Linked DNA regions of Mus musculus: region 2 is linked to region 1. A link is a contact called in ENCODE Hi-C data. All regions are on one chromosome and are shown on one strand. The core of a region is the stretch at or near the end of the contact, and the rest is flanking DNA. Distances in the headings are between cores, read along the strand shown.

What was found. A loop is a pair of places that touch in the nucleus more often than their neighbours do.
Region 2: a map of left cerebral cortex shows a loop between it and region 1 (9-fold over the local background). The contact joins the promoter of Hoxd12 here to the promoter of Dlx1 in region 1. A Hi-C loop is called at or near these places in 4 of 37 maps with a recorded cell type or tissue (ES-E14, heart and left cerebral cortex).

The regions. Positions count from the first base shown.
Region 1 is chr2:71,528,164-71,532,178 of GRCm38, forward strand. It overlaps Dlx1 (distal-less homeobox 1), which reads left to right and starts at 1,282. Exons shown (of 3, transcript NM_010053.2): 1 at 1,282-2,143; 2 at 2,794-2,993. The coding sequence starts at 1,831. It also overlaps Dlx1as.
Region 2 is chr2:74,672,702-74,677,026 of GRCm38, forward strand. Hoxd12 (homeobox D12) reads left to right here and starts at 2,312. Exons shown (of 2, transcript NM_008274.3): 1 at 2,312-2,953; 2 at 3,113-4,325. The coding sequence starts at 2,386. The coding sequence ends at 3,351.

The DNA of each region.
Region 1 (4,015 bases), core at 32-2,531:
AGATAGGGGAAGGTGCCGCGGCGCAGGTTCAGCTCAGGCCAGATCAAATCCCCGGGCTGTTTAACGCTGAAAGGCTGCATGTTGCTATTAGTGTTAAATATATGGCTAATTATGCGTATGAAAATTAAACATCAGTGTTATGCTAATGGGGCGCCTTCAGCTGCGGATCTGAGCACTTGAGACTACCATTTAATCAAATGAATCAGTAACTAATACGTGTGCACGTGTGAACTTTCACAAGATCATTTCCCCCGGTCCCCGTCACACCGCTAAATTATGAAAGAAATAATTATCAACACTTTCTAATTACCTAACAAAGTAATTTGGGATTCATCGTGGGGCTGGCGGGATTGGGAACCAACAGTCCCTAGCAACCAGCGTAGTTTGCGCCACGCGAGGTGGTGTGTGGTAGTAGTGGGGGGGTGGAGTGCGAGAGAATCTTTTGTGCACTTTTCAACACTTGCACCCAGATGGTAGACAGCGCGCTTTGGCAGCTCTTTCCTTCACCAGCTTCCCCACCTCACCCCCGGGCCCGGAGGCTCCAGCTTTGGCCACTGGAGGTGAGGAAGAGATCGGGCGACAGAGAGGGGCATATCTAAACACAAATATTCAAGCCTACCACTGATCAGGATTTGCTGAGGGTGTCGGTGTCTCCCTAGGACTCCCAAACCCCAAGTACTCTGGCCAGACCCCAGGAGGTCGGAAAATGACCACCTGGCAGGAGTTCGATGCACCAGCCACCAGGCGACTGCGGGCCCTCAGGACTCCACGCTGAGCCGCGCCCTCGGGGCGAGTGAGCCCGGGGCTCGTGGCTCAGGGGGAGTGGAGAGGGGAGGGGGAGGCAGGAAGGTTGGGAGGGAAAGGAGGGGGGAGGCGGTGCGGCCGCCTTTCCTGGGTGGAGAAGCGTGGGTTCCTGGCTCTCCACGCGCACTGCTTTGATCAGACCCGTGCAGCCTCGAGCTGGAGTGGCCAGCTGGGCCTGGAGAGATGCGAGCAAGCCCCTGGGAACGGTGGCAACGGCGGGGCGGCGGCCGAGTGAGTGAGTTGGGCCAGAGGGCCCCCAAACCCAGATCCCCGGGATGTGGCCGAGAGAACCCCAACCTGGGAGGCGCGGCCTGGAGCGCGCTGAGCTAGGCACAAGACGCTCAGAAGGACCGCTGGCTGCAGGCTACCTGGGTTGTCGCCCAGTGCGCGACTCCGCGATCCAGAGACCGCGGCCGGACTCTGGAGCGGCGCTCCGCACCGGACTAGGTGACCTCAAGAAGAAGTGGTCCGGGGTCCCAGGCGTTGGGGGCGGGCGAAGGGTGGGGACAGCAAGGGGGAGGGCGACGGCAGGGCGCGGCTGGTTGGTTTCTGGGGCGGGAAGCGCGCGAGGGAGGCGGGAGGCTGGAGTCGCGCGCCTTCGAGGTTCCTGCGCGGACGCCGCAGCCCATTGTGCGTCCCGCTCCGCGCGCTCTGTTGCAGAGGAGCCCCGGCCGGGACGTGTGGACCGGATTCTCCCCAGGCCGGGCCGCGTCGCCCGCTCTAGTCCAGCCGAGCCCGAGCTTCTCGGACCAATCCCCGGTGATTATGCAAGAGAGCCGACCAATCAGCTCCACCAGCTCATGAATATTTATGACCTTGGCTGAGTCAAAGCTTTGAACCGAGTTTGGGGAGCTCGGCAGCATCATGCTTAGACTTTTCAAAGAGACAAACTCCATTTTCTTATGAATGGAAAGTGAAAACCCCTGTTCCGCTTAAATTGGGTTCCTTCCTGTCCTGAGAAACATAGAGACCCCCAAAAGGGAAGCAGAGGAGAGAAAGACCCACACCCAGACCCCGCGAGAAGAGATGACCATGACCACCATGCCAGAAAGTCTCAACAGCCCCGTGTCGGGCAAGGCTGTGTTTATGGAGTTTGGGCCGCCCAACCAGCAAATGTCTCCTTCTCCCATGTCCCACGGGCACTACTCCATGCACTGTTTACACTCGGCGGGCCATTCGCAGCCCGACGGTGCCTACAGTTCGGCCTCATCCTTCTCCCGACCGCTGGGCTACCCCTACGTCAACTCGGTCAGCAGCCACGCGTCCAGCCCCTACATCAGTTCCGTGCAGTCCTACCCCGGCAGCGCCAGCCTCGCCCAGAGCCGCCTGGAGGACCCAGGTACGTGCGCTTGCCAGGGACAAGGAGAGAAGGGAAGGAGAATAGGAGAGAGGGGGAGAAGGGGAGGGGGAAAGAGAAAAGACAAGAGAGTGTGGGGTAGAGAGGTGGGTGGGGGTGGGGAAAGCGCGGAAGTAGTAGAGGTTTCGGATATCAATCTGTGGATCCTTGTCACTGAAAAGAAAAAAATTATAAGTCAATTCAATTTACAACTGTCCAGCAAAGGATAAATCCGAGCGCGTCTCCTGGCACTGGCTGGGCCTCTGGGCCGCTCGGTGCGCCGAGCACACAATGCCCTGCTGGAAAACAGAAACCCACATGTGCACGTATTAGTCTCGGTAATTATTTATTGCGTAGCGCTATAAACAATGTATGCAATTAAGGGTAATTAAACCTCAACTACCGCCTGCAAAAAATAGCAAACTTTCTCTGCAAAGGCAATAGCTGCGCTCTTGGGAACGACCCAATTCTGTCTGCAGCAGCCAGGGACGTGCGCTCGGACCTTGAGGGACCTTCGCAGTCTTTCAGGGTTTCTTGAACGTTCTTTTCCGGACCCTACTTCTGCCAACCCATCCATAGACATTCATTCTCGTCCCTCCTCACTAAAGGCAGTGCAGCATTAACAAGGGTCTCTGCTTCTGTTGTCCCTCCAGGGGCGGACTCCGAGAAGAGTACGGTGGTGGAAGGCGGCGAGGTGCGCTTTAACGGCAAAGGGAAAAAGATCCGTAAACCCAGGACAATTTATTCCAGTTTGCAGTTGCAGGCTTTGAACCGGAGGTTCCAACAAACTCAGTACTTAGCTCTGCCTGAGAGGGCGGAGCTGGCGGCCTCCTTGGGACTCACACAGACGCAGGTACCTGGCCGCTCTGCCAAACAAGCCTCGGGAGCTGGGCTCCAGCCCCAGGCTTCACATTTTTTGTTCGCTGGGCCTCTGGTTCTAGGTGTCACAGTCCGCCCCCCAACCCGTGTGTGTGTGTGTGTGTGTGTGTGTGTGTGTGTATCCACCTCTGACTTTCAGCGTCTCCTCTTCCTCCCTCAAACTGTTTGCCCTAGCTCGGACCCTACTCTCTGACCTGCAGGCTACCTGGTCTTCTGACCAGGCAGGGAACTGGAAGGATTTCCCCAGACGTTTTGTTTGGAGGTTCTGAGGTCACACGTGCCTGAACAACTGGAACAATAGAAGGGGGATTTAATCTTCCTTAGCCTTTAAAGTGTGCCACTAATCACTCAGGTCCTGGGCCTAAGCCTGCTTCCCCCACCTCCTTCTTCTTGCGAGGTGGCAGAGGCAGATCCTTCCCTCTGGCCCTTCACTTCCCAAGTTCCAGATCCTTAAGAAGAAGGGGGAAAAAAAAAGTGAGATTTTTCTTTTTTCTTCCTGCACTTCTCTAAGACCCTGGGCAGTTCCTAGGCATTCGAACGAGGGCCAGTCTGTCTCTAGATTTAGGTTGGAGCTGGGGAAAGCAAATACACCGTTGGGGGTGGGGGGGAGAATTGGTTTGAGTCTAAAGAGTTTAACAAAGACGCTGTAGCCTCTTCCAATAGTCCTACGAGGAAAGGAGATCTAATTTTAACAAATGCCCCCGCCCCCCACCCCGTTCCTATCTAGGTTTTAAATTTTCTTTATTGTTATTGCATTGTGCTGCATGAGGTCTTCCATAAACGTCGCCCAGGTGGCATCGTCTCATTTGCAAGCCAAGGCCTGGCTCTCCCCTGTTCTCTTATTCCCGGCTCTGATAGCTGCTCTAAAAGTTGCCAACAGCGGCTGGACCTGGGGCTCAATTTTCTGGCCTTTGGCCCTCATGGGGTGTGGGGAGGCGGTGGTCTCTGCCCCTCTGTCCTGGAGCTGTCAGCTTTCCCAAAGCAAGGAGGGCGGGT
Region 2 (4,325 bases), core at 1,062-3,561, 3.1 Mb after region 1:
ATATGTGTGCCTTTTATATTCGGGATTGCGGGAGGAGGAGAGCTGGGGGTAAGTGGCTGAGGCCCTGGAAGTGAGGCCCGCGGGGAGCCCGGAAGGCCGAGGAAGTTCGGGGAAAGGCTTTGCCTTCAGTTAGATCTAGGCTGAGAGACGCTCAGAAATTTGGCACGGTATTAGCGATTGGGGTAGGAACCAAGATCCCAAGATCGGCAGATTGACTCATGATTCAAGAGGTGAAAAAGACGTTAGGACAGAGGCGAAAGGTCAAACAATAACACGCGGCCACAGGCTTCCTTGCATCAGGTCCCTTGGCTCCGCTGTCTGGGTCAGTTGCTACAACCTCTGGCTTTCGGAGACTGTCCGTAGCTCCTTGGCAGCGGGCCGTGACCGCGAGCACTGGCGACCCCAAGCCCGCCCCACCGCCCTTCACTGTTGATCTTGACCGTGCGGCGGCGCCTCGTCAGGCGTGGAGCACGCTCGCCATCTCCTGGGCGTTTGGCGACATTGGCAGAGCTTGCCATTCTGCTCCTCAGCTCCCCCCCCCCCCCAGCCCCCAACATCCCAGACAAGCCTCCCTTCCTCCTCCCACCTTCCCTCATGGTCTCCAGCCTTCAGCATCAGCCACCAGCTTTCTCAAAAAGAACTTTGCCTACCAGACCTTGAAAGTTATAGACTTGGAGGAATGAAGTGGGTCGATTAAGGGGGGGAAAAAACCTGGAAAAAAAATCTAGCTGTCCTTTTCATTCCTGATTCACACTTATGTATTTGGTCCTGAGAAGCAAACATAATTATAAGGCAGCCATAGTCTAAGGATGCACCCTTAGGCCTGTAACTACCTAGGAATCTCTGTGCAGGAGGCAGGGGCTCTGAGAGTGCTGGAACTATTAGAACTGAAAATTCAGGCCAGAGGATGCTCCAGTAGAAAGGAGAGAATTCTTCAAAATGAAAGCTATCGAATACCTAATCTAAGGCTTCTAAAAACCGACTTAAAACTTCTGCCTCCTCCCACCTACCAGAAAAGAAAGTATGGAGTCCCAATTCCTGAAAAGGAGGAAACTCTAGTAATGCCCCAGGATCCTTAGACTTCCCCCACCCCCACCCTCCTCCCGCCCCAGAGCTGGAGGAAGAGGACGATTGCGTCCTGAGAGCCGCCCAATTGGTCGCCGTAACTCACACAATAAAGTCCCAGCGAGGTGGTCAGCCTTGCCCTCCGGCGGCGCCTGTGTGGTCTCCTTGCCAGAGCTGGGGGCCTAACCAGTTCCAGCTTGGCTCATGGACCATGGGTCCTGCTTTAGGCTAGCGCGGGCTCCCACAACACAGTCTCTTGAGGAGAAAAGCCTTATTCCCTCTGGACCATCCAGAAGGCCCTGCCTCAGGGGTTAAGCACACTTACTACACACACGGAGCGTTGCCTGTTTTGCCCAGACAGTGAACCCGCAGCGGCCCGCGTGCCTGGAGGCACCGACAAAAGAGACTCAGCTAGCTGATTGTTCCTGTGCGACTGTGCCTCCTCAGCCAGGTGGCTCGGACTTTTCTGCCCCTCCAACTCTCAGTTGGACGGCTAGGAGCTTGGCTAGTAGGGAATAGTCACCAAGATGACCCCAGGAGAGAAAAGAAATGTAATTTTTCACAAGATTGGCTCCTCGGACTGCGGAATTGCCTGAGGGGACTGGATAACAACGCTATGAGCACAGTTCCTGGGAACAAATGTCAGGAACAGCGTGAAGATTCCTTAGGTACCACACTTGAGCAGTTTGTGCCGCCTTTCACCTTTGTTTGGTCAACCTCTTGTATTGTCTGTGACCTGGGGCTACAGGGTCAAGTGAATGGGTCCTTGCTGCCAAGTGCCTTTGGCAGAGACCACTTTAGAGGCCCTTTCTATAAAAAAGGATTGGTTGCTCAGATCCAGGAGCAGTCCGTGCCACTGCCAGCTCTTCTCCAGTCAAGCCCAGGTACCCTTATTGGAAAACGTCTGAATTGCAACTTAAAGTTTGTAGACGCAAAGCCCGGCCCAGGCAGCCTGCGAAATAAGGGCTGGGAAGACTAACCCAGAGCAGGAAAACTCCCAAGAGACACTTGGGCAAAGGCACCCTCATCCCAATGTCACCGGCTCCTGAAAGAGGTCTGGAAACTTTCAAGGGCTTCGCCCTCCCTCAACAGGCTTTGGCTCTGCTAGCAGCCTCGTCCTTCGCCGTCGAACATTGAGTGTTATCATAATACCCTGAAAGGGGGTGGGGGTGGGGACGGGTCGGGGGATGTAGGCGGTGCTGAAATGACCGGCTTTGAAGAACCTGCAGGCAAAGTTTTGTCCAATCCTCTGAGCCCGTCCTCCTATTCCGGGTTGTAACTAAATACTGTTGCGAGCACAGCCGAGGCCCTTTGTTGGAGATGTGTGAGCGCAGTCTCTACAGAGCTGGCTATGTGGGCTCGCTTCTGAATTTACAGTCACCGGACTCTTTCTACTTTTCCAACCTGAGAGCCAATGGCAGCCAGTTGGCCGCGCTTCCCCCCATCTCATACCCTCGCAGCGCGCTGCCCTGGGCTACTACGCCCGCCTCATGCACCCCTGCGCAGCCTGCCACCGCCTCTGCCTTTGGAGGCTTCTCTCAGCCTTACTTGACCGGCTCTGGGCCAATTGGCCTGCAGTCTCCAGGCGCCAAGGACGGACCCGAAGACCAGGTCAAGTTCTATACGCCTGATGCGCCCACCGCATCTGAGGAACGCAGCCGGACTAGGCCGCCCTTCGCCCCCGAGTCTAGTCTGGTTCATTCGGCTCTCAAAGGCACCAAGTATGACTACGCGGGTGTGGGCCGGACCGCTCCAGGCTCTGCGACCCTGCTCCAGGGGGCCCCCTGTGCCTCCAGCTTCAAGGAAGACACCAAAGGCCCGCTCAACTTGAACATGGCAGTGCAAGTGGCCGGGGTGGCCTCTTGCCTGCGATCTTCACTGCCCGACGGTAAACAGTGCCCATGCTCCCCCAAGCCAGTTTAGGCAGGGACGGGAGGTGGGGTGTCAGGGACAGTTGGACAGGGAGGAGACCCGCCAGCAGTGGTGAACGTCTGTGGGGCGGGCAGTTGATCTGAGCGAGCTGACATGGGTCGGGGCTCTGTTGCAGGCCTGCCGTGGGGGGCGGCCCCGGGGAGGGCCCGCAAGAAGAGGAAACCCTACACAAAGCAGCAGATTGCGGAGCTGGAGAACGAATTCCTGGTCAATGAATTCATCAACCGGCAGAAGCGTAAGGAATTGTCTAACAGGCTGAACCTCAGCGACCAGCAGGTCAAAATCTGGTTCCAGAACCGGCGTATGAAGAAGAAGCGGGTAGTGCAGCGCGAGCAAGCACTGGCCCTCTATTAGCTGCCCACGGGGGCCTGAGGCCTTGCCAAGCCTGCCCTTTTGGACCAAGGCCTGGCTGTGGAGGAGGTGTTGGGGCTGCAGATTTCCCTCCCACTCCTCTGGTCCTGGGCGCCCTTCGGCTCAGTCTGTAGCTGAGGAACCAGGAGGAGATTTGGAGATGAGGCCAGTGGAGCCCCCTTCGCTTTCAGCTCTCTTTGGGACCCTCCTGAGAGGTGTTTGGGAATTGCAATCTAACACTGGCTTTAAACATTCAGCATGGTGTCTGGGGGTCACCTGTCCTTGTCTATGATGTTTACATCCGGGGCTCACTATTGAAACACTGTATGAGGGTTTGTTTTTTCCGGTTTTCAACGTGTTCTTTTTCTTTTTCTTTCTCTATCCAGCTCTTTCTGCATGAAACAGGAGCCTAGCTAGAGCTCCGGGTATAAGTGCAGGTAGAAAGGCCCTGAGACCCCGCTGCAGTGCAAGGGGCTGGGGATAACTCTAGCCCCTTCGCAGCAGAAGCCCTTTGTGACAAAGCTGGGCTCTCCACTCTGCAGGAAGGAAAGGGCCTGATTCCACAACCCCCATCTGCCCTGAATGATTTGGGAGGACAAAAGCTACCCTAGACCTTCAGACTTGTGGGGGGGGGGGGAGGAAAGGATACCCTGGAACCTCAGCGCTTCAAAGGTTCTCCTGCTGAGTAAAACAGGCTGGAAGATCTCCTTCTCAGAGACAGGGAGAGAAACTGGGACTCCAAAACAAAGTATGGTCTCTAGACTGTCATAATTCCCCTGCTCCAGCCTCACCTATCCCTGAGCCAAGGCCAAGCACTCTGTAACTAGATCCCCAGAACTGAGCTATGGGTGAGGGGAGCTGCTGGCCTGTTTTGAGGCTTGGCTGCACAGGGAAGAAAGAAGAGTAAGCGAGGCGGAGGAGGATCTGCACTCTGTAACCACGACTCTCCTCTTGAATGAATGAAGTTATCCATATGT